Regions from separate parts of the Homo sapiens genome. Here regions 2, 3, 4, 5 and 6 are each linked to region 1. A link is a contact called in ENCODE Hi-C or POLR2A ChIA-PET data. All regions are on one chromosome and are shown on one strand. Each heading gives the region's core, a stretch centred on a gene start or an enhancer-like site at or near the end of the contact. The rest is flanking DNA. Distances are from core to core; before and after follow the strand shown.

Evidence for each region. Hi-C counts contacts between places; a loop is a spot of excess contacts on that map. ChIA-PET counts read pairs that join two places held with the same protein, here RNA polymerase II (POLR2A). Pooled maps may share reads with other maps.
Region 2: a loop to region 1 is called in a map with no recorded cell type, with 8 times the contacts of the local background. The contact joins the enhancer-like site here to the promoter of BLCAP in region 1. A Hi-C loop is called at or near these places in 1 of 168 maps with a recorded cell type or tissue (naive thymus-derived CD4-positive, alpha-beta T cell), 2 of 37 single-sample maps with no recorded cell type and 6 of 50 pooled maps.
Region 3: a pooled map shows a loop between it and region 1 (7-fold over the local background). The contact joins the promoter of SNHG17 here to the promoter of BLCAP in region 1. A Hi-C loop is called at or near these places in 4 of 50 pooled maps.
Region 4: a loop to region 1 is called in a pooled map, with 13 times the contacts of the local background. The contact joins the promoter of DSN1 here to the promoter of BLCAP in region 1. A Hi-C loop is called at or near these places in 7 of 50 pooled maps.
Region 5: a loop to region 1 is called in a map of B cell, with 8 times the contacts of the local background. The contact joins the enhancer-like site here to the promoter of BLCAP in region 1. A Hi-C loop is called at or near these places in 7 of 168 maps with a recorded cell type or tissue (B cell, CD4-positive, alpha-beta T cell, CD8-positive, alpha-beta T cell and 4 more), 4 of 37 single-sample maps with no recorded cell type and 9 of 50 pooled maps. POLR2A ChIA-PET finds 5 or more read pairs at or near these places in 1 of 52 experiments (activated T-cell).
Region 6: a pooled map shows a loop between it and region 1 (4-fold over the local background). The contact joins the enhancer-like site here to the promoter of BLCAP in region 1. A Hi-C loop is called at or near these places in 1 of 168 maps with a recorded cell type or tissue (gastrocnemius medialis) and 3 of 50 pooled maps.

The regions. Positions count from the first base shown.
Region 1 is chr20:37,525,862-37,529,830 of GRCh38, forward strand. It overlaps BLCAP (BLCAP apoptosis inducing factor), which reads right to left and starts at 2,015. Exons shown (of 2, transcript NM_006698.4): 1 at 1,932-2,015. RefSeq lists enhancers at 383-1,101, 1,819-2,536, 1,858-1,907, 1,998-2,307.
Region 2 is chr20:36,594,039-36,597,859 of GRCh38, forward strand. All of the region lies in intron 2 of TGIF2-RAB5IF (TGIF2-RAB5IF readthrough), which reads left to right. Among named protein-coding and RNA genes, the nearest start is that of RAB5IF, 9.8 kb to the right of the region's middle. RefSeq lists an enhancer at 1,681-2,050. Within about 2 kb of position 1,858, at least 8 of the 41 ENCODE cell types and tissues checked have a DNase peak (open chromatin) inside an H3K27ac peak, as active enhancers do.
Region 3 is chr20:38,433,546-38,437,630 of GRCh38, forward strand. SNHG17 (small nucleolar RNA host gene 17) reads right to left here and starts at 1,783. Exons shown (of 8, transcript NR_185934.1): 1 at 1,482-1,783; 2 at 959-1,081. It overlaps LOC124904958, which reads left to right. Exons shown (of 3, transcript XM_047440636.1): 2 at 918-1,060; 3 at 1,297-3,171. The coding sequence ends at 1,943. SNORA71D (small nucleolar RNA, H/ACA box 71D) reads right to left here and starts at 454; the gene lies at 317-454. RefSeq lists enhancers at 176-255, 1,536-1,825, 1,846-1,905.
Region 4 is chr20:36,771,786-36,775,940 of GRCh38, forward strand. DSN1 (DSN1 component of MIS12 kinetochore complex) reads right to left here and starts at 1,978. Exons shown (of 11, transcript NM_001145315.2): 1 at 1,877-1,978. It overlaps LOC124904894 (a long non-coding RNA gene), which reads left to right and starts at 3,350. Exons shown (of 2, transcript XR_007067574.1): 1 at 3,350-3,433. RefSeq lists enhancers at 1,737-2,282, 1,904-1,963, 2,094-2,233, 2,244-2,323, 2,283-2,829.
Region 5 is chr20:37,006,423-37,010,696 of GRCh38, forward strand. It overlaps RBL1 (RB transcriptional corepressor like 1), which reads right to left. Exons shown (of 22, transcript NM_002895.5): 20 at 989-1,137. Among named protein-coding and RNA genes, the nearest start is that of SAMHD1, 57 kb to the left of the region's middle. Within about 2 kb of position 1,674, at least 7 of the 41 ENCODE cell types and tissues checked have a DNase peak (open chromatin) inside an H3K27ac peak, as active enhancers do; they include B cell and CD4-positive, alpha-beta T cell, where a contact is called at or near this core.
Region 6 is chr20:38,092,282-38,096,640 of GRCh38, forward strand. It overlaps RPRD1B (regulation of nuclear pre-mRNA domain containing 1B), which reads left to right. Exons shown (of 7, transcript NM_021215.4): 7 at 1-83. Among named protein-coding and RNA genes, the nearest start is that of RPRD1B, 61 kb to the left of the region's middle. RefSeq lists silencers at 626-920, 3,533-3,592. Within about 2 kb of position 2,215, at least 20 of the 41 ENCODE cell types and tissues checked have a DNase peak (open chromatin) inside an H3K27ac peak, as active enhancers do; they include gastrocnemius medialis, where a contact is called at or near this core.

The DNA of each region.
Region 1 (3,969 bases), core at 765-3,264:
CCCCCACAAGGCCAAGGACAGAGCAGATCGGTTGGGAAGGAATTGGGAATAGCTCTGTGGGACTCCAGCAACAGGTGAGAGACCCTTGAGACTAATACTCCAGGATGTTAGTTTCTTAGCCTAACGAACTGAAGTTAAGTCCAGAGGTGTTTAGGTACCATGACTTTTAGGGGTGCAGGGTGCTATGTGACACTGTTACCTTTATCTGTGGAATATTTGAATTGTCACTGAAGGAAGGGATGTCTGCTGTCAGGGAAGGGCAGGGGCAAGTTCCTTGAGCTTGGGCAACGGATTACTGTTGGATCGGGGAGCAGGTTTGCTGTGAGCCATTTACTAGATATCTATTTTGAAATGTGTATCTCCTCAGGAGCCAACACCCCAAAGGGAGATTCTGAATTTGCAGTTAACTTCCCCCCCCCACCGCCCCCACCCCCCCTCAGAGATTTAAACGTGTGCACTCATGCACATACACAAAACACTAGTCAAACAACAATCTCTTTTCCCCCCGGTAACCTCTGACTTCCTCTATATGCCCCAGAGACACGTTGTCACCATCTTCCCTGGGAGTGATCCTGTTTATCCTCCCCTCCCCGACTTGCCCTCCCACAGGGCCCATGCATGCCCCAGCAGGATCCAGATTCCTGAGCATTTCCAGAGCAGGAAGTCAGAGAGGCAGGCAACGCGTGGTTCTTGGTATATCGCACAGGGACAGGCTTGAAATGGAATGCATGTGTTTCAAAGATAGGAGAACAACAACAAAAAAAGACAGTCTAACCCAGATTCCTCTTTGAAACAACATATTACAGATTAAAGGTTAAACTGTTTTTGGCAGCAACTCTAACAAGACTAATTTCAGATATGGAATTGACCTGGTCACTGGAAACCGACCAGGCTTCCCGTGATCAAATCTTTTAACAGATTTGCTTGACATTAATTAGTCTCTGATTTAAAACAAACAAGCAAACAAGATCTAACACTTGGCATTAGCACTTAAGCTGGAACTTTTTTTTGGTCCCAGCTTTGGTGTTGCCGTCCAGAAGGCTGACGGGATGACTGGACCATGTCAGGCAGGGCAGAGAAGCCGTCCCCAACACACCAGTTCCCTGAAAGGGATAGACGATCCAAACCTATAAACAGAAAGGCTGTTTCTTTCCGAGGACAGACCCCAGTCTCCCAACATTCGGCGATGAAATGGGACACGGAGGCCTGGAAGGAAACTAAAGGAGATTTGGAAAGGGGAAGGAAAAAACAACTGTCCCCCATCCCCCATGCTTCCTTTCCAGGCCATTAGTGCGCCAGGCATTCCGTTCCTTCAGCTGCCCTTGAGGGCCACTCCCCACGTCTATAGAAGGAAAGGGAAGGGATGTCCACCCTTGATGTAAAGTTGGAGGGAGTAAGAAGCGCCCGCGACTCTTAGCAGAGCGTCAGCCTATCACCCCAGACACCGAAGCGGAGCCTCAGGAGACCCTCTCTCCCCTCACCCCCACGTCCCCCCACCTCCCCCCCAAAAAAGCAACTAAAGCAACGCAACTAAACTGATGGGGACAGAATGACAGGCCTCTCACAAGCTGGGCACCCTGCCGTGGAACCCGGGGCTGCAGAGATGGTGGTCGCGCTCCCAGCCCCGTGCCCCCGGCTCTGCCTGTCTCATCCTGCAAGGGCGCTGACCTTGGACAAGGCCAGAGCCAGCACCCAGGAGTACTATGACCCACCTCCGGGCTGGGAAGGGACCCCCCAAGGCCCAGGCTAGGTCCAATCACGGCAATCACCTGAAGCCGGACAGGGGCGCCCTGCCTTCCCGGGGTATGCGGAAGGAAAACCCCAGTGACGGGGACCCGGCGACGCCTAAGGTGACCCAGAAGGGACAATATGGCGGCGCGGCCGCATGGAGGGCCTCTCATCCCGCCCCAAGCAGGTTGACGCCACGGTACCTGCAAGCCCTGCCATGGCGCCGCCGCCACTGTCGCCGTCTGCCGCAGCCTGCCTCCACCTCAGCTCGCCACCGACGCCGCAGGAAGCCGGGGAGACGCCCCCTTAGTCTTCTAGTCGAGCCGGCCGAGGACCCATCCTGGGATCGGGCTGTCTACCGCAAACGCCTGATCACAAGGTCCGAAGTGGGGGCTCATCCTCGCCCCATTTCCCGTAAATATCAGCCACAGACCACCTTTGAGGACTTTGTATGCACTTTTACAAAACTCTGGGAGCCCCGAGATCTTCAAGCCCGAATAATTTTTATCAGGCGCAGTGTGGACAGCCCCGAAGCGCGGCCGGGTCCCCTCATGCATATGCAGCAGATTGTGATCCTTACTCCGTGAGCGCTGGGCGGGCCGGGTTGTGTTCATGTTGGTGAACCCGCTTCGTTCTTGCCCGCGTGGATGGTCCGTGGACTCCGGGAAAACCTTCTCGTGGCTCAAAGTCCACCCCCTCCCTAGCGTTTCATCATGCAGCCAAGGCTCAGGAGCTGAAAGGTCCGGGCTCAGAACTTGGGACTGCCTTGGGTCAGGCCTCGGCTCCCCCACTTGCCCCGTACCTTGGGCCAGCGAGCCCCTCGCCCACCCCGACCCGGCTTCTGTTGAAATGCCCACCTTAGGGCTTTTATGAGGCTTGAATGAGTCCGTGTAGTCATTTATTAGCTAATTAAGCATATTCCTTGGGCGCTTACTGTACCCAAGCGCAGTGCTAAGGGCAGGTAGAGTCGGTAACCTGGGTCTGTCCCTGACCTCAAGGCACTGCCAGTCTAATGGCGGGTAGGCGGGGAGACAGTCATATAATCACTGTATATTAGTGACTTTAATCAATACATAATTACACATCATGGGAAGTGCTGTGAGAAGAAGTAGAGAGTGTTAGGAGAAATTAATGGAGTACTAATGTAGGGAAAGGGTGGAACCTCCTTGGGAAGATGGCATTTAGGTTGAGAAACAAAGGACGATTAGGGTAAGAGTGAGAGGGGAAATGTTCTAGGCAGAAAGAACATTTGTCCCAGATCTGGAGCTGGGAAGCGGCAGAGTTGGGGTGAGGTGAGCACAGAAGAAAACAGGTCAGCTACATACTGAATTTGGCTTTTCTCTTGAGAGTCAGGGAAGCCATTTTCATCAGGAAGAGGATAGCAAATTAGGATTTCTGAAAGGCCACCCAGGCCGCATGGCTTGGAAAGCACTCAGGAGTGGGTGTAGGCAGACCAGTTAGGAGGTGGTTGCAGCTTTCCAGACAAAAGCCAATGCTGACTCAGACAGGGTGGTAGCTTGGGGAGGTGAAGGGAAGGGTGGAAGATTGGACTTGGGTGGATGTGGAGGCATTGGCAATAACTCCTCGCTAGGTTTTAGCCTTGAGTAAATGAAAGGGTAAAAGATTCCTTGACCAAGACAATAAAGCCTGAAAGAGGAACGGACTGAGGGGGAAGATCAAGTTCGGCTTTGAGAAGTTAAGTTTGAAATGTCGGGGCAACATGCAGGCAGAGAGGGTGAGTAGGCAGGTTTATGTGACACAGAAGCTGCGAACGGAGGCTGGGGCAGGAGATACATATTTGGGGGCCATCAATACAAAGGTCATGGTGCTGGGTGAGAACGCAAGTGAAAGAAGGTGGAGAGAAAAGAAGAGGAGGATCCGGGAAAGGAGACTAAGAAGCAGTGGCCAGTGGGGTAGAAAGAGGACCAAGTGAGTGTGGGTCCTAGAGAGGAGGTTTCAGGAAGGAGGGAGTGCTCAGTGGGGCTGATGCTGTTGAGAACAGAAATGGAGCCGTTGGGGTTTGGGAATAAAGAAGGTTGGTGGACTGTATCTTTTATGTTGCAAGTTAAACACACAACTACATCAAGTGGCTTAAAAAAATAAGTAGCCTGCCACTCAGTGGCTAGGCAGTGTCATCAAGGACTGAGGTTCATTTTATCTTCTGTCCTTGTGCTGGTTTATGCTCATGGCCACAAGATGGCTATCCAGTTCCTGAGGTCACATCCAAAGCAAGGAGATGTC
Region 2 (3,821 bases), core at 608-3,107, 930 kb before region 1:
CTCTCCCTCTAGTAGCCAGCTGTGAGTTCTGTGCACGCTGTACCCCCATTCCCTTTCACCAGCTCCATTCTGTATCCCATTCAACTCAGGGTAAAGGGGGCATTTGCATCTCACATTGGGCCAGTCTTCCCTGGAATCAACAGTTAAGCTCTGGGGTTGCTAAGTGGTGAGGATGTAACCTTGAGGAACTGGCAACTTTGTCCTCCCCCTCTCTCGGTAAGAAACAAGCATGACTGCAGTGTGAACCCGGCACAGAGAGAAGCAGCTATGAGATGGAAGCTCCAGTCATGTCTGAAACCAGGACCACCTGTAAACTTCTCTATTATGTAAGCTAGTGAATTCCCCTTTTTGCTTAAACTAGCTGTTAATACGTTTCTGCCATACTGAAATGACAATACACTAACTGCAGCCCAAACTATAAAAACCAAGGTCTGCAACAGTGGGAAACTGAGTTTGGTTGAGTGTGCCTGGGTCTGGGTCTGTGCTATGTTCAGTCTCTTTTTTTTTTTTTTTTTTTTGAAACGGAGTCTCTCTCTCTTGCTAGGCTGGAGTGCAGTGGCACAATCTTGGCTCACTGCAACCTCCGCCTCCCAGGTTCAAGTGATTCTCCTACCTCAGCCTCCCAAATAGCTGGGACTACAGGAGTGCGCCACCATGCCCGGCTAATTTTTTGTATTTTTTAGTAGAGACGGGGTTTCACCGTGTTGGCCAGGATGATCTCGATCTCCTGACCTCGTGATCCACCCACCTCGGCCTCCCAAAGTGCTGCAATTACAGGCGTGAGTCACTGTGCCCAGCCCCAATTTCTTAATTTTTGTACACACACACATGAAAGTGAGATGCCCTAGGTAAAGAAACTGAGTGGGCTGTGGCTTGTGCCTACAGTCCCAGCTACTCCAAGGCTGAGGCTGGAGGATCACTTAAGCCTGGGAGTTTGAGGCTGCAATGAGCTGTGATTGGACCACTGCACTCCAGCCTGGGTGACTGAATGAGACCCCAAGACCCCATCGTTTTTTTAATTTTTTTTTATTCTAAAAAAAAAGAGAAACTGAGTAGGGATTTCAGATACTTGCCTGAACTCATATAGCCCATATAAATATGGAGCTCGAATTCAAATTCAAGTCTGTTTTCCTTCAGGGTCACTCAGGTCTGCCCAGAACCTACCTGAAGTAATATAGTGGTCACTTACTAACATAGTATCATCTAGCTGTCTAGAACAGTGCTGTGGGCTCAGCACAAGAAGTTTCTTCTGTGAATGAAATCTTGGTGGTCTCTCCTACAGGTCACTCTCCTTCAGGAATTTGGAGAGAGAGCCTCCCCACTCAAGTTTCCCAGATTAAAGAGCCTCAGCTCCCTCAGCCATTCACCCAAGGTCCTGATTTTCCCCCATTTCTCTCTCAGTATCTCTCAAACTGCACACTTGGCCCTGGAGCTCAGCAGAATAGGCACATGCTGTTACAGCTTTTCAAAGTAAGTTTAATATTCAATTCACATCGGCCGGGCGTGGTGGCTCATGCTTGTAATTCCAGCATTTTGGGAGGCTGAGGCGGGCAGATCACTTTTGAGGTCAGGAGTTCAAGACCAGCCTAGCCAACATGGTGAAACCCCGTCTCTACTAAAAATACAAAAATTGGTGGGGTGGGAATGGCGCACCCCTGTAATCCCAGCTACTCGGGAGGCTGAGGCAGGAGAATCGCTTGAACCCTGGAGGCGGAGGTTGCAGTGAGCCGAGATCATGCCACTGCACTCCAGCCTGGGCGACAGAGCGAGACTGTCTCAAAAAAAAATAAAAGGAACTGAAACCAAAAGTGTCTTCTGCATCAAGCTTCAAATGAGCCCTGGAGTGAGCAAGCACTCTAGATAATGAAAGTGAACTGCGGGATAATGTGGCTAGGGCCCCTCCTGTGACGCTGGGAACATGATCTAAGGACATCCACCTTTTTTATTAGAGTCTCATTCAGGAAACAGCTTTTAAATGTATCTGCCCTGGTCGTGAATACCCGCTGTCTCTTTGGGCTGGCTATGTATAGCCTGGCCGCCTCTCTATACCCTTGTTCTTTTTTTTTTGAGACAGATTCTTGCTCTGTCGCCCAGGCTTGAGTGCAGCAGTGCAATCTCGGCTCACTGCAACCTCCGTCTCCTGGGTTCAAGTGATTCTCCTGTCTCAGCCTCCTGAGTAGCTGGGATTACACGCACGCACCACCACCCCTGGCTAATTTTTGTATTTTAAGTAGAGACGGGGTTTCACCATGTTGGTCAGGCTGGTCTCAAACTCCTGACCTCATGATCCGCCTGCCTCAGCCTCCCAAAGTGCTGGGATTACAGACGTGAGCCACCGCACTCAGCCTATACCCTTGTTCTTAATAGGGCTAAGATGATGCTTCAAGCTTTTGGGTATCGATTTTGGACTTTGCATTAATATTTTTTTTGTTTTGTTTTGTTTAAAAAGGTGGCCGGGTGGCGTGGTGGTGCATGCTTGTAGTCCCTGCTACTTGGGAGGCTGAGGCAGAAGAATCACTTGAACCAGGGAGGCGGAGGTTGCAGTGAGCTGAGATGGCGCCGCTGCACTCCAGCCTGGCCGACAGAGTGAGACTCTGTCTCAAAAATAAAATAAAATAAAATAAAGGTAATGGTAGTGATTGGTGGGGAGGGGATCTGCCATCCTCTAGATGGGTGGTCAGGGAAGTCCTCTTCCTTTCCACTGTTTTTGAATGGTAGTTTCTCCATGGCCCCCAGGCTTAGAACCTTTTTTTTTTTTTTTTTTTTTTTTTTTGCCTCAACTTAGCCCTAGGAATAAGCATCTCTGGGGTAAGACTGAGGACTCTGGATTTTAAAAGTACAGTCTAGCTTGAAAGCTGCTACATGGGCTGGGCACGGTGGCTCATACGTGTAATCCCAGCTCTTTGGGAGGCCAAGGCTGGTAGATCACGAGGTCAGGAGTTCGAGACCAGCCTGGCCAAGATGGTGAAACCCCATCTCTACTAAAATTACAAAAATTAGCCTGGCGCGGTGGCAGGCACCTGTAATCCCAGCTACTCGGGAGGCTGAGGCAGGAGAATCGCTTGAACCCGGGAGGCAGAGGTTGGAGTGAGCCGAGATCGCACCACTGTACTCTAGCCTGGGTGACAAGGCAAAACTCCGTCTCAAAAAAAAAAAAAAGAAAAGAAAGCTGCTACATGAAAACTCCATATGGCAGAGGCCAGGTCTGCCTTGTATGGCTGTATCCTTGCTATGTTATGCACTAGAGCTGCAGAGGATAAGGTGTGGCACTCGAAGGATGCAGAAATAACCATCACTGCTGTCAGTGTTACTGATTTCAAAGGCATTTCTCTATGACCCAAGCCTGGTTTCAAATTCTTGGTCTGTCACTGATTAGCTGTCATGACCATAGGCAAGACAGTTCACTACTCCAAACTTCAGTTTTCATCATCAATAAAGTGGGAATAGTAATACTTACCTCTTGGGAGGATGAAATAGGATAATCTATACGTTACTATCTATCCTTGCTCAGCACACAGCTGAGGGAAAAACAACCTGTAAAATAACTTACCCCATACCACACAGCTTTTAAGTGGCAGAATTGGGCCTAATTACCCAGAGAAGTAATTCTCAAGCCTAAATATCCATCAAGATCATCAGGAAAGCTTACAAAGATGCATATTCCCAGACCTCACGCCCAGAGAGTCTGGGCAGGAATCTGCATTCTTCACTGATGCCACATGAGATTCTGATGATCTTGCTCCAGAGACCTTCACCATTCATTATCAGGACACTGACCTATCCCCAGGAAACTACTGGGCTGGGAAAGTAGCAACTCTTTG
Region 3 (4,085 bases), core at 533-3,032, 910 kb after region 1:
ACTGCACACTGCACCTCAGCCTGGACAACAGAGTGAGATCCTGTCTCTAAAAAAATACAATAAAATATTAAACAAAACTCAAGACACTGTCCTCAAGGTCACAATAGAGAGAGGCAAAGACAATCAAGCCAGTAATTGCCACAGGGTGTGACTAGTGGGGGCTGCAGCTGTGGTTTCACCACCAATCCTGAGGCAGGGACTCACCCCTCATAGACCCTGGTGAACGCCTCATGGAACCCTGCACTGAGCCTTGCACAGGGAGCACTCACTAATAAGACACCAAGTGCCAGGAGGCATTTGAAAGATGGTGAGAAGGAGGTGTGAGAAAGCTCCAGAGTTTGAAAGGGACAGGAGCGGACCCTCCAAACACGGGGAAGCACTTTCCGCGATTTCTCTCCCTGCACTATCAATGACCAGGGCACAGGCAGCCCACGATCACTTTCGAATACAGGTGCAAAAAAGGGCAGGTGAGCCCACGTCAGCGTGTTAGCTGCCAGATCTCCAGAGGGAGGCTCACCCCCCAGGGAAGAGAAGGGTACCCAGGACCCTGAGAGCCATCATCACTTCACAGGCAGATTCCATCTGTCCCCACCCAGAGTCCACAGGAAAACAGACTTCTGGTAAAAATGCCTCGGCTGTACATTCAGCCCACCAGTTCTGAGTATCTACACGTGGACAGGCACCGTGGGTTCAAAATCAAGAAAAACAGCCAAGGCCTCTGCCCTCAGAGAGCCTTTGCAGTTTCCCTACTTTACAGAAAGTCAACCTCAGGGGAATGAAGGAACTTAGCTAGCATGTGACCCCAAGCGCAGCCCGTCTCCTAAGTCACGCTTTGCTCTGCACCCGCTTTGCCAGACAGTTCTCAGAACTCAGAACTGGCTGAGCTCATTGACTGTCCCCTCTACTGCGTCCCACAGAAGGGTCCTTCCCCAAGGTGCGCAGAAGCAGCGGCACTTACCCAGGGGCATTCTCACCCCGCGGACAGTGGAAGCCCCTCAGGGGGTGCAGATCAGAGTGCTGCAGGAGAGAGAGGGCGCTGGCTGGTGCGAAGCCGTCCGAGGTGCAGCACAGCCCACAAGGCCTAGGCAAGGAAAAAGCACGGGGAGGGGGCTTTAGTACAAGGCCCGGGGACAGAAGTCCAGACTCTGCCCCACTGGAGTGCTGGCAGCGTCTTCCATTTAAACCACAGCTAACTGGTCTGTAAAATGAAGGTTCTAACACCTACTTTTAAAAGTTATTGAGGGGAAAACGAGTTAACGGTCTCAAGGACGTGGCACAATGACTGGCACTTTGTAGGCAACAGTCAAGTGGCTTTGGAGGCTTCCAATGCCAGGAGTCGGGGGCGGGCAGCTAAAGTCGCCGAGCCCTGTTTCCCGCCATCCAGGGGCACTAAGCCTCCCCGCAGAGTAGCTGCGCGGACAGGGGGTCTGACGACCGCACGTGGCCCGCTCAGCACTGCCGCGGCCAAGGGCGCGACTCACCTGCCAGTGTCTTTCCCGAGGACACGCGAATCCTGGGGGGCTCACTCCGGCAAAGAGGACGAGACACTGCACCAAGGACAGGGCCTGACCTCTCTGGCCGCCTTCCCCGGGGCCTCAGTTTCCCCCGATGGTGAGAGTGGAGCCGACCATGCGCCCTGCTGTGGACTCACCCGGCGCCCTGGCGTCGAGTGGCGGCGGAGACCTGACAGACAGCGTGGGAAAAATCAAGATGTCTGCAGATTTCGAGAGATGGGGTGCGGTGGCGTGCGATGGCGAAGGACGGCGAGGGACGGCGAAGGACTGAGGCCACACGACAAGGAAGCTACGCTCGTTTCGCGCCGGCGGAAATACAGACGAGAGCGCGAGCTGCGGCCTAGAGCGGTAGGAACCGACGCGAGCAGTCCTGCAGCGTCCCCTGGCGGAGCGGAGGCTCAACGCCAGACTCTGGAGGACTTGGGATAATTTTCGAAAACTATCTGGAAGTTTAGAAGTAAACTTCTCCCACTTGCTTTGCTTTTCTGTTTGTTCTGAAGATGTTCCTTGGTCACTGATTCATTATTAATCTGTAGGAATGGCCAATTTTCCATGATAGGAGCTGTTACTACGATGAGGGGACTGTGCTTAGTTTGGACTTCTTTCTGCAAGGGTCCAAAGGCATCTGTCTTTGATTCACCACTGTACTCAGTACCTAGTTCAGTGACTAGCACAGTTGAATGAATGAATTCTACCCCCGCCCCATTCCTTTTTTTCTGAACAATGTCAGACCGAGATGACTGAGTCATGGCCTGAGACTGGAATGTGAGCGTGAGAAGATGAGCCAAGAGAGATGCACAGCGGGTAACTGCTTTGCTAAACTCCAGCCTCAAAGTACACGGGATGGAGGGTGGAAAGAGTCTCTGAAGCAGAAGAGACCTGACCAGACTGGCATCTGAGGAACCTGATCAGATTTGCACAGTGACAGAGACTGTAGACAGATGTCCCATGTTCCCTGCAACATACTGGAGACAATCTTGGGAGGGGACTCATGGCCCACAAATCCTCATAAGCATTGGCACTGCCTGCACCCTGGGCAGGATGTGCCTCTTCGGCCTGAGACAGCCCTGCTACTGACTCTGCCCATGTTCTGGAGTGCAAGCAGCCCACCCTTGGGCCTGATGAGGAGCCCACGCCCCACCCTCCGCCCCGCTCCAGTCAGATTCTTGGTACTCAATAGGTCAGAAGGACAAGAAAATCCAGTCCTGATCTATGCAACCATGAGGGAAATGGGGGTCCCTGAGGTGAGATCTGCTCCATATTTTGTACCTGGGAGAGGCCCATGGGATTCCCAGACTGTGAGAACACTGGGAGTCTCTGTGATGGGGAGGGGCTGTGGGATGCTGCTATGGTTTGGCTGTGACCCCACCTAAATCTCATCTGGAACTGTACTTCCCATAATTCCCACCTGTCGTGGGAGGTAATGGAATCATGGGGGTGGTTACCCCCATGCTGCGGTTCTTCTGATAGTGAGTGAGTTCTCATGAGACCTGATGGTTTTATAAGGGGCTTTACCCACTTTTGCTCTATACTTCTCCTTGCTGCCACCATGTGAAGAAAGACATGTTTGCTTCCACTTCCGCCATGATTGTAAGTTTCCTGAGGCCTCCACAGCCATGCTGAACTGTGAGTCAATTAAACCTCTTTCCTTCATGAATTACCCAGTCTCAGGCAGTTCTTTATAACAGTGTGAGGATGGACTAATACAGATGCTGTGGCTGAGAGGACACTGGGCAGGGTGGTCAGGTGTGCCCACTTGTGGCCACACAGCCCTGGTGTCCTCTTCTGCCTCCCACTCTTGCTGTTACTCTCCATGTGACTTTGGCTAAGTGACCTAACTTCTCCGCCCCGCCTCAGTTTCCAGTTATGGAAAATAGGCAGTCATAGTTCCCTGCTCATAGCGTTGCTGTGAGAATTAAATGGAATGATTTATATCAAGACCGTAGCACAGAACAAATATCCAAGGCCTAGTAGTTGCTATATTATAGTATTTCTGAGAAAGCTGAGGGCTTCTGTCACCGTAAGGACTCTGGGATTCTTTATGAAGCAGAGGAAATGTGCTGTGTTTGAAAAGTCTAAGATGGCATTGTCAGCCCGGTGTGATGGAGCAGTCCTGTAGTCCCAGCTACTCAGGAGGCTGAGGCAGGAGAATCACTTGAGCCTGGGAGGTTGAGGCTGCAGTAAGCTGAGATCACACCACTGCATTCCAGGTTGACAGAACGAGACCCTGTCTCAAAAAAGAAAAAGAAGAAGAAAGATAGCATTGTCCAATAGAAATATAACACAAGGCCGGGCATGGTGGCTCACGCCTGTAATCGCAGCACTTTGGGAGGCTGAGGCAGGTGGATCACCTGAGGCTGGGAGTTCCAGACCAGTCTGACCAACATGGAGAAACCCCGCCTCTACTAAAAATACAAAATTAGTAGGGCATGGTGGCACATGCCTGTAATCCCAGCTACTTGGGAGGCTGAGGCGGGAGAATCGCTTGAACCCGGGAGGCGGAGGTTGCGTTGAGCCGAGATCTCGCCATTGCACTCCAGCCTGGGCAACAAGAGCGAAACTCCATCTCAA
Region 4 (4,155 bases), core at 728-3,227, 750 kb before region 1:
CATCATCCATTACTTCTTATTCTTAGTTCTCCAGATCCAAAGTCCTAACTGTTTTATAAACAGTCTCTAAATCTTTTCTCCATTCTCACTGTTACTAGTTTATTTATTATTTTGAGACAGGGTCTTGCTCTGTTGCCCAGGCTGGAGTACAGTAGCACAATCTTGGCTCACTGCAACCTCCTCCTCCCCAGTTCAGGTGATTCTCCTGCCTCAGCCTCCTGAGTAGCTGGGATTACAGGAATGCACCACCATACCTGGCTAATTTTTGCATTTTTAGTAGAGATGGGGTTTCCCCATGTTGGCCAGGCTGGTCTCAAACTCCTGGCCTCAAGTGATCCACCAGCCTAGGCCTCCCAAAGTCTGGGATTACAGGCGTGAGCCACCACGCCCAGCCTCACTGTTACTAGTTTAGTTCAGGTCTCATAATTTCTGGTCCCTCCCACTATCTTAATAGTCTCTCCACTAGTTTTTCTACCTCCAACGGCCCGTCTCCAGTCTATTCTTTGTTTTTGTTTTTTTTTGAGGTGGAATCTCACTCTGTCGCCAAGGCTGGAGTGCAGTGGCGCAGTCTCGGCTCACTGCAACTTTCACCTCCCAGGTTCAAGCAATTCTCCTGCCTCAGCTTCCTGAGTAGCTGGGATTACAGGTGCCTGCCACCACACCTGGCTAATTTTTGTATTTTTAGTAGCGATGGGGTTTCCCCATATTGGCCAGGCTGGTCTCGAACTCTTGACCTCAGGTGATCCGCCCGGCCTCAGCCTCCCAAAGTGCTGGGATTACAGGCCTGAGCCACCACACCCGGCCCAGTCTATTCTTCAGACAGTTGCCGGGACTTTTCCAAAGTGTAGTCAACACCTCAGGTAAACTAGTCCCAATTTACCCATTCCTGCTCTCTCCTCCCAGTCCTATTCCCTGTACTACTTCTGAATCTTTGCACATATCTGTCCTTCTACCTGTTAAACTTATTCATCCTTCCCAACCTGGCTCAAATATGAAGCTTTCACATCACTTATCTTTGGCAGAGTTGGTGGTTATGCCCCTTGGCCTTCGTAGCATTGGCTATAAAATCTGTTTACATGTCTGTCTCCCCAGCCAGGCTGTATTTGTATTCCTAGTGACTGTCAGGAACAACTGCCTGGAAGGCAGGGATGTCACCTAGGCATCTCTTCATCGTCCCCTCCCTCCCAGCAGAAATCTGTCTGTGGGGGGTGCTAAGTAAAAAGATATGAATATATGCAGAGGGACAAAAAGGAAAAGATAACAAGGAGGGCTCGGTCAAGGATCTGAATCCCCCACGGTCCTTATGACAATATCACACAAATCCAGGCTTGGATAATAACGACTGTATCACACAGATCCAGGCTTAGAAAAGCAACAACTGTCAACTGTTAAACGCTTATTCTGTGCTAGGACCTGTGCTATGTAAGCGCTTTACTTGCATCGTTATTCCACTTAATCCCTTCCACAACTCCGTAAGCACCATTAACTCCACTTTGCAGACAGGGGAACTGAGGTTCAGAGGGGCAAAAAGCCTGGCCCAAGCTTGTGACACAGCCAGCCTGGGGGCACAGGGGCAATTCGAACCCCAGCCCTCTACCCAGTCCTCACCCCTGTTTCTGGAGCCTAGACCCCTGGCACGGCAGATACGTCTCTAATGGGGTCGGTAAGGGGGACTGCCCTCGGGTTTCATTTCACCCGGGAGGAGGTCGCAGCGCCCTCGGGGACCCCCAGTGTCCACGGTCGGGGCCGGGGCTGCGGCGGGTCGAGCTGGGCCGACGGGTACGACGCCGAAGAGATTAGTGCGGCGGCGGGCGGGGCCACATCAGAGGACAAGTCTGTGACTTCCTGACGCCCGTCCAGTCCGGAACCTCCGTACCTGAAACACAAGGCCACGGGTCGCTCTCCACAGCCCCAGGTCACTCCTGGACGCCTTGCGCACCCGCAGCCGATACTCCCTGATCAGGGTGAAGCGGTCTCCACCTTCTACGTCACGGTCACCGCCTCCGAAACTCCCGCCAACCAAGGGCGCATGCGCGGCCGTCAGTTTCTCGGGCACGCGCGCGCAGAACGCCTGCCTCCGGCGATGCACATGCGTACACCGCCGCCCGACGCGCATGCGTACACCGCCGTCCAACGCTCCTGCCAGCTCCGCTCCTCTAGTCCAAGTCCTTTAGGTCCTGTCTGGCCACGTCACCACCTCCCCGCAACACCCCGCCCGGGAGTCCCTTTCCGGGACCCGCCACACTATCGTGTCCTTTTGCGCCCGACGGCCCCAGAGCCCATCTAAGATGGGGGAAACAGAGGCCCGGAGAGATTCTTGCCGGAGGAATACAGCGCCTCAAAGGGCATCTGATGCCCTGTCCCCGTCGCTAGGCTCTGGTTCCCACTCCCTTTATCTCCTTAACTCCCAAAATGTGGACCGTGACTCTCCCCAGGGTGGACTGGAGCTCTGAGCTCAGTTTGCCTCACAGTCTATCCCACTCCTGCTCTAGGACTTTTTCTCTCTCATTTCCAGGCCACTCCCTCAAACGGCTTGCTTTACTTGCTTGGTGGGTGGGGGCCTGCCCTCGGGTTTCATTTCACCCGGGAGGAGGTCGCAGCGCCCCCAAGTGGTCGCAGTGTCCTTAGTCGGGGTCGGGGGGTGCGGCAGGTCGGGCTGGTCCTTAGGGGTAGGACGGGGACAGGGCATCAGATGCCCTTTGAGGCGCTATATTCCCAGGCGCTGTTCCCTCTGCCTGGGAAGGCTTTCCCTGCTTTTCCTAGCTACATCCTCCAATTTTTTTGTATTTTGAGACGGAGTCTCGCTCTGTCGCCCAGGCTAGAGTGCAGTGGCGCGATCTCGGCTCCCGGCAACCTCCGCCTCCCGGGTTCGGGTTCAAGCGATTCTCCTGCCTCAGCCTCCCGAGTAGCTGGGATTACAGGCGCCCACCACCACGCCTGGCTAATTTTTGTATTTTTAGTAGAGACGGCCACTAAAAATGTTGGCCAGGCTGGTCGCGAACTCCTGACCTCAAGTGATCCACCCACTTCGGCCTCCCAAAGAGCTGGGATTACAGGCATGAGCCACTGCGCCCGGCCACATCCTCGAATTTTAAGCCTCAGCTAAGGAATGATTGATTTCTCTCCAAGCATTCTCTCTGGCCTTAGGCTGAAAACCAACTGTCCTTTCTGTGCTCCCAGGAGCCCAATCTGTTCCTGCTCCACTATCCCATGCTGGTCTAGGAGGCTCCAGAGAGCGGGCTGCTTCCTCAGCACCCAGCACGACGCCACCAAAATGTCCCCTTGGATGTGCACAGTCCTTTCTTTCACAGAAAAACTTCCAAATATTGAATTATAAGCAGCCCACAGTCCAAAAGAGGGGTTGGAGAGAGGCAGCTGGAGCTGACCGTGGTCATCCTTCCATAGCAGTTGTGGTCCTTGGAAAAGTTTTCTGGTGGGAGACAAAAATCTGCCTTCCTGAAATTTCCACCCTGTGGTTCCAGCCTGCTGGCTGCAGCAGCCATTCTGAAAGCAGAGATTTGCCCTTGGCTCCCTGAATATCACTTTCTGGGGTTGAGAGGTACCCAGTTCCTTTTATGCTTGCCTGCCTCTTAAACTCCTCTCTGTCAACGTGCCAGGAAGAGAACTCAGTGTTCCTTCCCAGCTAGGGCTGGCCATCCTGGGGCACAATGAGAAAATGATTTCATGGAATACAGACCCAATACATCTTCTACATCGTTTCCCTGCTTTGAATTGTTGCATGGCTCCCTCCTGTCCACAGGAGGCACACATTTTTTTCCCCTATAAGGCACTGTGTCATTAGGCTGGGTGTGGTGGCTCACGCCTCTAATCCCAGCAGTTTGGGAGGCTGAGGCCTGCGGATCAGTTGAGGTCAGGAGTTTGAGACCAGCCTGGCCAACATAGCAAAACCCTGTCTCTACTAAAAATACAAAAATTAGCCAGGTGTGGTGGTATGCACCTATAATCCCTGTTACTTGAGAGGCTGAAGCAGGAGAATCACTTGAACCTGGGAGGCCAGGAGAATCACTTGAACCTGGGAGGCCAGGGCTGCGGTGAGCTAAGAACATGCCACTGTACTCCAGTCTGGGCAACAGAGCAAGATTTCATCTCAAAAAAAAAAAAAAAAAAGAAAAAAGAAAAGAAAAGGAAAAAGAA
Region 5 (4,274 bases), core at 424-2,923, 520 kb before region 1:
CCTCTGGTGATCCGCCCGCCTAGGCCTCCCAAAGTGCTGAGATTACAGGCATGAGCCACCACACCTGGCCCCTTTTGTCTTTGACTTGAGAAAAACATTAATCTCACAATATAACAACAGAAAAATTTACCAAATTTGCTGGGTGCAGTGGCTCATGCCTGTAATCCCAGCACTCTGGGAGGCCGAGGTGGGCGGATCACAAGGTCAGGAGTTCAAGACCAGCCTGGCCAACATGGTGAAACCCTGTCTCTACTAAAGATACAAAAAATTAGCCAGGTGTGGTGACACACTCCTGTAATCCTAGCTACTAGGGAGGCTGAGGCAGGAGAATCACTTGAGCCCGGGAGGCAGAGGTTGCAGTTGAGCTGAGATCGCACCACTGCACGCCAGCCTGGGTGACAGGGTGAGACTGTCTCAAAAAAAAAAAAAAAAAGAAAACAAAAAAAACAAATTAGTTGTTTTAATATTCATGTTCCCATCAAGTTCTTACCCATATGTATACGGAATTTCTAGCAACATAATCATGGTATAGATAAAATTCATGCCAGGCGTGGTGGTTCACACCTGTGATCCCATCACTTTAGGAGGCTGAGGTGGGTAGATTGCTTGAGTCCAGGAGTTCAAGACCAGCCTGGCCAACATGGTGAAACCCCGTATCTACTAAAAATACAAAAAAATTAGCTAGGCGTGGGGGCATGTGGCTGTCGTACCAGCTATTTGGGAGGCTGGGGTGGGAGGATCGCTTGAGGCCTGGAAGCAAGGGTTGCAGTGAGCCCAGATCTCGCCACTGCACTCTAGCCTGGGCAACAGATCCCATGATTTCCTCTGGTCTCTGTTGTACCATAGCCTTAATCACTGATTAAGTTACTGGACATGCTCTGATTAATTGCTAGTAATTTTACTTGGACATATTTATCTAGCAAAATAAACTTATAGTAATCCAACTATGACAGCAAATAATAATAAAGTAGTAAAACATAGAACATACCATATGGTCCTGATTCGCCAAGTCGTATTTCAGTGCAAATGACTTCACTCTTCCTACATATATTGTATTGTAAAATTTTATAAGATCACCTCTTTCCTCTTTCACTGGTCCACTGGAACAGTCAGGTGTTTTTGTAGCATCTTCTAAGTCTGTTAAAAAGAATGCAATGTTGTGATACAAAGCATACTTTTTATTTTTTTGAGACAGGGTCTCACTTTGTCACCCAGGGTGGAGTGCAGTGGTGCAATCTTGGCTCACTGCAGCCCTGACCTCCTGGATTCAAGTGATCCTCCCATCTCAGCCTCCTGAGTAGCTGGGACCACAGGCACGTGCCACCATGCCTGGCTATTTTTTATTTTTAGTAGAGACGGGGTTTTGCCATGTTGCCCAGGATGGTTTCCAACTCCTGGGCTCAAGTGATCCACCAGCCTCAGCCTCTCAAAGTGCTGGGATTACAGGCATGAGCCACCATGCCCAGCCACAAAGCATACTTTAATATACAAGTTGGTGATTTAAATGACCTTTCTACAATATTAAAAAAAACCCACAAATCTTTATGTAGAGAAATTAATATTTTCAGAGAAGGTTCAGCAATCCATCTGTATTACTTATAAGTCAAATTGGAATCTAGAGAAATGCAAACATATGAACTGAAGGTGGTGCTCTTTTCTCTAGATTCCACTTCAGAATGTTTTCACAACCATAGCTGTTGAGCTCACTGTCACTAGTGGCTCTTAGAGGGGTAACAGCCCTGGGCTGGTGTTTAGCTAAGTTCTACAGTATGGGAGGCAGTGGCAAACCTCAGCTTCAGACAACTAAAAGGCCTGCAGATATTCTTCTTGTGTCTTTGAGAAAGGTGGAAAGATTCTAAAAGGTAAAGCATATCCTGAGAGGTTAAGGAAGAAGCAAAATGAATTACATTTATTTCTCTGCAAATACATGGCAGGTGACAGGTGTTCTAAGAGCCTTATTGTACCACATACAACAGGAACCCTGATCAGGAACCAGTGTTCAGGTTTTACTGAGCACCCTCAATTGTAAAATAACAGCTTACCCCAACATAGTTTCCTACTTAATGGTGCAACTCTGGGATAGCTTGTGAAACCAGGCAGAACTTTGTCCTACTATTTTTTGGGGAAGGAAGAGTATTACAGGGTATTACAAACTATCATTTACTTGTATACACAAGAACCATGTGCTAAGAAAACCACTACCAATTAAAAAGAATTTAGCACATATATGAAAAAAGCTCTCATTCTCAATACACTGGCCTACAAACATTGAGAACATGGGTAGAAGCAATGCCTTCACCTTAGGAAAACCAGAAAACACAAACATGGTTCAAAAACCAAACAGCCCCAGGGGATGTCAGTCTTAATTTGGATGTCTTTTTCACTTCTGCTATTTCTAAAGGATCTTGACGAGGGTGGGAGGGGAGGGGAGCTATGTGGTTAAATAAAGTTGAGGAAATGCTGTATATTATATTGGAAATTCAGAAATTCATGTTAGTATAAGGCTCTGAGAAGTACTGCAGTTGGGGAAAAAAAATAACTCTCATGTTCACTTTAATTCCATACTTCCCCAGTTTTTTGTGTATAGTCTCTCTTCCCCCAAAACACTTTTTTTTTTTTTGAGACGGAGTCTTGCTCTGTCACCCAGCCTGGAGTGCAGTGGTGCAATCTCGGCTCACTGCAGTCTCTGCCCGCTGGGATCCAGCGACTCTCCTGCCTCAGCCTCCTGGGTAGCTGGGATTACAGAAGCATGCCACCACGTCTGGCTAATTTTTGTATTTTCAGTAGAGATGGTGTTTCGCCAGCTGGAAAGGCTGGTCTCGAACTCCTGACCTCAGGTGATCTGCCCGCCTTGGCCTCCCAAAGTGCTGGGATTACAGGCGTGAGCCACTGCGCCTGGACCCCCCAAAACACTTATACTACCATTCTGGGAAACACTGTTTCAAAGGATACTGGCTTGTTAACAGCTCTTCTAGGTTATTCTCATTATATGGATCAATTAAAATTATTTTTTTGTTTTGTTTTTATGAAAGGTTCTTGATCCTCTTGCCTCAGTCTCCCGAGTAGCTGGGACTACAGGTGCACGCTGCCACACCGAGCTAATTTTTTTTTACTTTTTGTAGAGACAGGGTCTCCCTATGTTTTCTAGGCTGGTCTCTAACTCCTGGGCTCAAGTGATCCTCCCACCTTGGCCTCTCAAAGTGCTGGGATTACAGACATGAGCGAACACGCCTGGTCTAAAATTATTTAATGTCCTCCTTAGATTAGAAATTTCTTGAGACAGAGACTATAGTGTCTCTATATTTCTGTGTCATTCCAATTCCAGCTGTTAATACTAACATAAGGTAAGGAGCTATACTTTACTTGAATGAACCAAACATTTAAAATTGTGGGAGGCTGGGTGTGGTGAAACCCTGTCTCTATAAAAATTTTTTTAAAAATTAAAGAAATTTAAAAACTAGGTGTGGTGGCATGCACCTTTAGCCCTAGCTACTTGGGAGGCTGAGATGACAGGATCGCTTGAACCCAGGAAATCAAGGTTGCAGTGAGCTATGATTGCCCCATTACATTCCAGCCTGGGCAACAGAGCAAGATCTCATCTCTAAAATTAAAAAAAAACTGAAGAAAAAAAAGACATTTAAAAAAACATACTTGGCCGGGTATGGTGGCTCATGCCTGTAATTCCAGCACTTTGGGAGGCTGAGGTGGGAGGATCACTTGAGCCCAAGAGTTCAAGACCAGTCTGGGCAACACAGTGAGACCCCATCTCGGTCTCCCAAAGTGCTGGGATTACAGGTGTGAGCCACCATGTCCGGCCAGAAATGGGTTTTTACTGATGAAAATAGTGAATGTTTATTAAGTGTGACTAATGCTAAAAAAGCCATACTCATTAATACAATAAATTTGATATTGCTTATAAATAATAGCTATTACTAAGGCCTTACTATGAACAAGCCCTGTATTAAATATTATATATATGCATATATGTATACATAGTTGTGTATTGCATAATGATGGGTTATCTTCTCAGAAATGCATTGTTGAAATGATTTTGTCATGAGAATACTATAGAATATACTTACACAAACCTAGATTGTATGGCCAACTACACACCTAGGCTGGATGGTATAGTATATTGCTCCTAAGGTACAAACCTGTACAGCATGTTACTGTATTGAATACCACAGGCAATTGTATCACAATGGCAAGTATTTGTGCATCTAAATATATCTAAACATAGAAAAGGTACAGTAAAAATACAGCACTATAATCTT
Region 6 (4,359 bases), core at 965-3,464, 570 kb after region 1:
ATAGGCTGTCGTTGGCGGCAGCAGTATATTCTGAAATGTCTCATAGATATATATTTTTGAATAAAGATGGTGTTGTTGAACAACATTGTGTGATTTTTTTTTTAAACTACCCTGTTACTGAAAACAGTGCCTTTCTTTGTAAGCAGTGGGTGATTAGTAATCACCAATAGAGAATGTGCTGTCGGCACAGAATCTTGTCCCTTGGGAGTTTTTGTGTCTGTTAGCGGCACATAAATACTCAGCATTTACGTAGTATTTTCTGGTTCTTTCCAGGGGCTTAATTAGCTTTAATTAGGCAGTCCACACAGTACCCATGAGAGGTGCCGCCATAGTTTTACCCTCATTGTACAGAAGTGGGAACTGATGGAGAGAGATTAAATGACTCTTCCCCCATACTTCACAGCCAATCTCTGACAGATTAAAACTTGGAAGTTCTTTGATTTTAGCGCCTTTGTTCACACCAGTAGGCCTCCTGAGAGCGATTTGATTTTGGCAGTACACGGAAAGCCACGCTGAACAGTAAAAAGACGAAAAATGTGAGATAATTGCGAACCCAAGTGGTATGTCTCTTAAAAACAGTCATGGCTTTGCTTTGTCCTTTTCACTTGTACATGGAGTGAAAGCATATTGACTGTGTATTGCTGGTTAAAGCTCTCAAAATAACAAAAATGATTTTGAATTAGGTCCTTTTGAAGCAAGTGATATGTTTGGAAGGATCATAAACCTGTCCACTGGGTAATGGCAGCATCTGCCAGAAGAAGTGGGGTTATCTTATGGTGCAAAAACCTCTGTAGTAGGTGTGGTTCATCAAGACTGCAACCCAGATAAGTCCAGTATTAGGAAAATTGAGACTGCATTACCCAAGTTCTGTTAAAATATGAAAGTTGGATGTTACATGTGAATCTCAAGAGACAAGATCTCCTTCTGTGTCCCCAGATTTCATGGTCTAATTTCTTCACTCCTCCCTATAAATAGTAAGTCCATGATTCTTCTGGTTTAATTAGCACTTCAGGCTACAAAATGACTTTGAGGTCTTCAGAGCTGAAGATGGAGCTACCCAAGAGTCCATGAATCTGTCAAAATGCTTATCCTTTGTGACTAGAGCCATTAACTCTCTGTGTCACCTTCCTGGGCAAGGTATTTTCCTCTCTGGGCCTCAGTTTTTTCTTTCTTTTTTTTTTTTTTTTTTTTTTTTTTCTTTTTGAGACAGGATCTAACTCTTGCCCAGGCTGGTGCAACCTTAGCTCACTGCAGCCTCAATCTCCTCGTCTCAAGCTATCCTCCTATCTCAGCCTCTCAAGGAGCTAGGACTACAGGCATCTACCCACGCCTGGCCAATTTTTTTCTTTTCTTGACTTTTTTTAGAGATAGGGACTCACTATGTTGTCTAGGCTTGTCTCGAATTCTTGGGCTCAAGCAATCCTCCCGCCTTGACCTCCCAAAGTGCTAGGATTGTAGGCATGAGCCACCACAGCCAGCCTCAGCTTTCTTACCTGCAAAATGTAGTATTGGACTAAATTATCTCTAGGTTTTCTGCGAGCCCTAAAAGCTACGATTGTTGTGCTGCATAAGAAGCATATGGGACTGAAGTCTGAGAACTCTGGATGGTATATCCTGGGCACGCAGTACTATTTGTTAGAGAAATGAATAGTATCACCATTGTGCTGTGTATACATAGGAAACCCTGGAGACCATAGTCTAAAGATCGGGGCACAGGAGACAGTGCCACGACCGGGAAGATGGGAGTAAACACAGTAGTTCACTGCACAAAATTCATATTTGGTTTATTTGGGATCTTTAAGAAAAAGCCATTTGCTAGCATGGTTTCCTCTTTTACTTTCTCCTGGAATAATTCATCTGGCTAAAGCTCATCGCTCACTGCTACCTCTGTAGGATTTTCCATTTAAAAATCATGCTTCCACTCTGAGGCACAGATTCAATTAAGAATCCATTCTCCTGTACAGTAGGTTGGGATTCATACAGCTTTATGTAGTGTTGAAAGCCCAGTGTGTTCACTTTTTTTAGACTCAAATAGTTATTTTGCATTAAAAATTCATTTCTACCATTGGTTTGATAAATATTAAAATTAGCAGGCCATTTATCTAGTATTTTTTGTGAATAAGAGGCAGCTGTGATGAGTGAAAACTCATATCTTCTCATCTCCTCTCACTATGATGACCTTGGGCAAGTCACTCAGCCCTTGGGGACCTCAGCTGCTTCTTACAGGAAATGAGTAGGGTTGATTACGTAACCTCTGAAGTCCTGTGACTAGGTTTTCAGAATATTTCTTCCTACTGAGAATCTTAATAAACTCAGTACCTGAATAATGTACTCCATAGATTTTAAAATACTCACTATACAAATTCTTAGGAAAGAAAGTAGTTACCAACATACTTGTTAATAACTGAGATGTTTGTAAAAAGGGCCTAGTGCTTTGGTACAAATTAGGGACTCAGTGGTGGCTGTTACTATGTTAAATAATGAATGCAGGTATTTATAAACACATGTAACAAGATTAAAATAGATGTCTGCTGGAAGGAGTAATAGAGACCACATGGCTAGACCATCTGCAGCATTTACAACAGAGTGGTCAAAAACCTGTCATCCTCAACCCCCCTCACCCACTTTAAGGGTATGAAAAGAGTCAGGAGTTAAGAGGTAAAGGAAGAGGATTTGGGATGAGAATTATTTGAAAAGGGCCATTGGTGTGTTTGGCATCTCCCTAGTGGGAGCAGTGGGTGCCACCTACACTTTATCTCAAGATTAGGGGAAAGGGCCTCCATGGAGCTTAGTATGTGTCCCTGATCTGGTGGATTAAACAGACCCCTGCCTGGAAAAGTCTGAAGGATGAGATGCCAGTGCTGGCTAAGTGTTTGATGACGAAGCAAGGGAGAGGCTGGGTGCAGACTCCACTCCTAGAGTTTGTCAGGGCAGAGCATGCATGTAGAAGAACTGGCCTGCATCCTGGGGTGATAGAGCCTGGGCAAGAGGCCCGGGGTTTCAAGGAGGCGAACTTCAGACTCACAGTGCTGAGGAAGGAGTAGAGCAAAGAGCCAGGGAGAAACCCTCACCCCAAGAGACCCCAGGTGATGGGAGATGAGGATGGGAGACTGGGGGAAGGGAGGGGAGGAACCACTCCAAGGAGCATCTGAGGAGCCCATGGGGGAAGGAAGCTGTTAAACTTTGTTAAACTTTTGCCCAGCAGCGCCCAGTCACCACCACCAGACCTTAAGGACTGTCTCTTGCTGCTGCTTCACTCCCACTGCTGTGTCCCTGGAAGGGTCAGAAACGGTAAACAAGGGAGGCCTCCCTTCCCGGATGCTGGCCTCCCTTCCCAGATGCTGGCCTCTCGCCCCCAGCAGACCCAGAGAGGTCACCTTCACATGATAGGCTATTTTGATTGTAACATGGGCTTGCACATTTACATCTCTGAAATGAGACTGTTTTTACACTTTAAGTGTGACTACAGGAATTTTTTTAAATAAAAATGACTAGAGAAGTTATGGAGGCCTGGGTTTTTCTTTGAGAGTTACAGGATACATTAGCCCCACAAATTGGATTTCAAGGGACATAGGAGACAAAGTTGCTTTGCGATTGCAGTTCCCCAATCCTGCCTGTGTACTATGGTGGTTACACACACATGATTCATTTTAGGACCTTTAATTCTTGGTTCCCCTTTCCATTTTTGTTACTTAAAAAGTTCATTTTCACAACCTCAGTTTGTTCATTAAATTGTGAATTCATAATCCTATGTATATGTGAACATATTTTTCAAAATTGTGGTAAAATACATATAACATAAATTTACTATTTTAGCCGGGCACGATGGCTCACACCTGTAATCCCAGCACTTTGGGAGGCCGAGGAGGGTGGATCACCTGAGGTCAGGAGTTCAAGACCAGCCTGGCCAACATGGTGAAACCCCATCTCTAATAAAAAAAAAACAAAAATATTAGCCAGGCGTGGTGGTGTGTGCCTGTAGTCCCAGCTACTCAGGAGTCTGAGGCAGGAGAATCACTTGAACCTGGGAGACAGAGGTTGCAGTGACCCGAGATCGCGCCACTGCACTCCAGCCTGGGTGACAAGAGTGAAACTCTGTCTCAAAAAAAAAAAAAAAAAAAAAAAAAAAAATATATATATATATATATATATAAAACTATTTTAAAGTGTACAATTCAGTGGCATTTAGCACATCTGTGATGTTGTGCAGCCGTCACCATGATCTAGTTCCAGAACATTCTCATCCCCACAACAGGAAACCCTGTACACATTAAGCAGTTACTCCCATTATCCCCTACTCCCAGGCCCTGGCAACTACTAACCTGCTTTCTCTCCCTGTGAAATTGCCTATTTGTATAT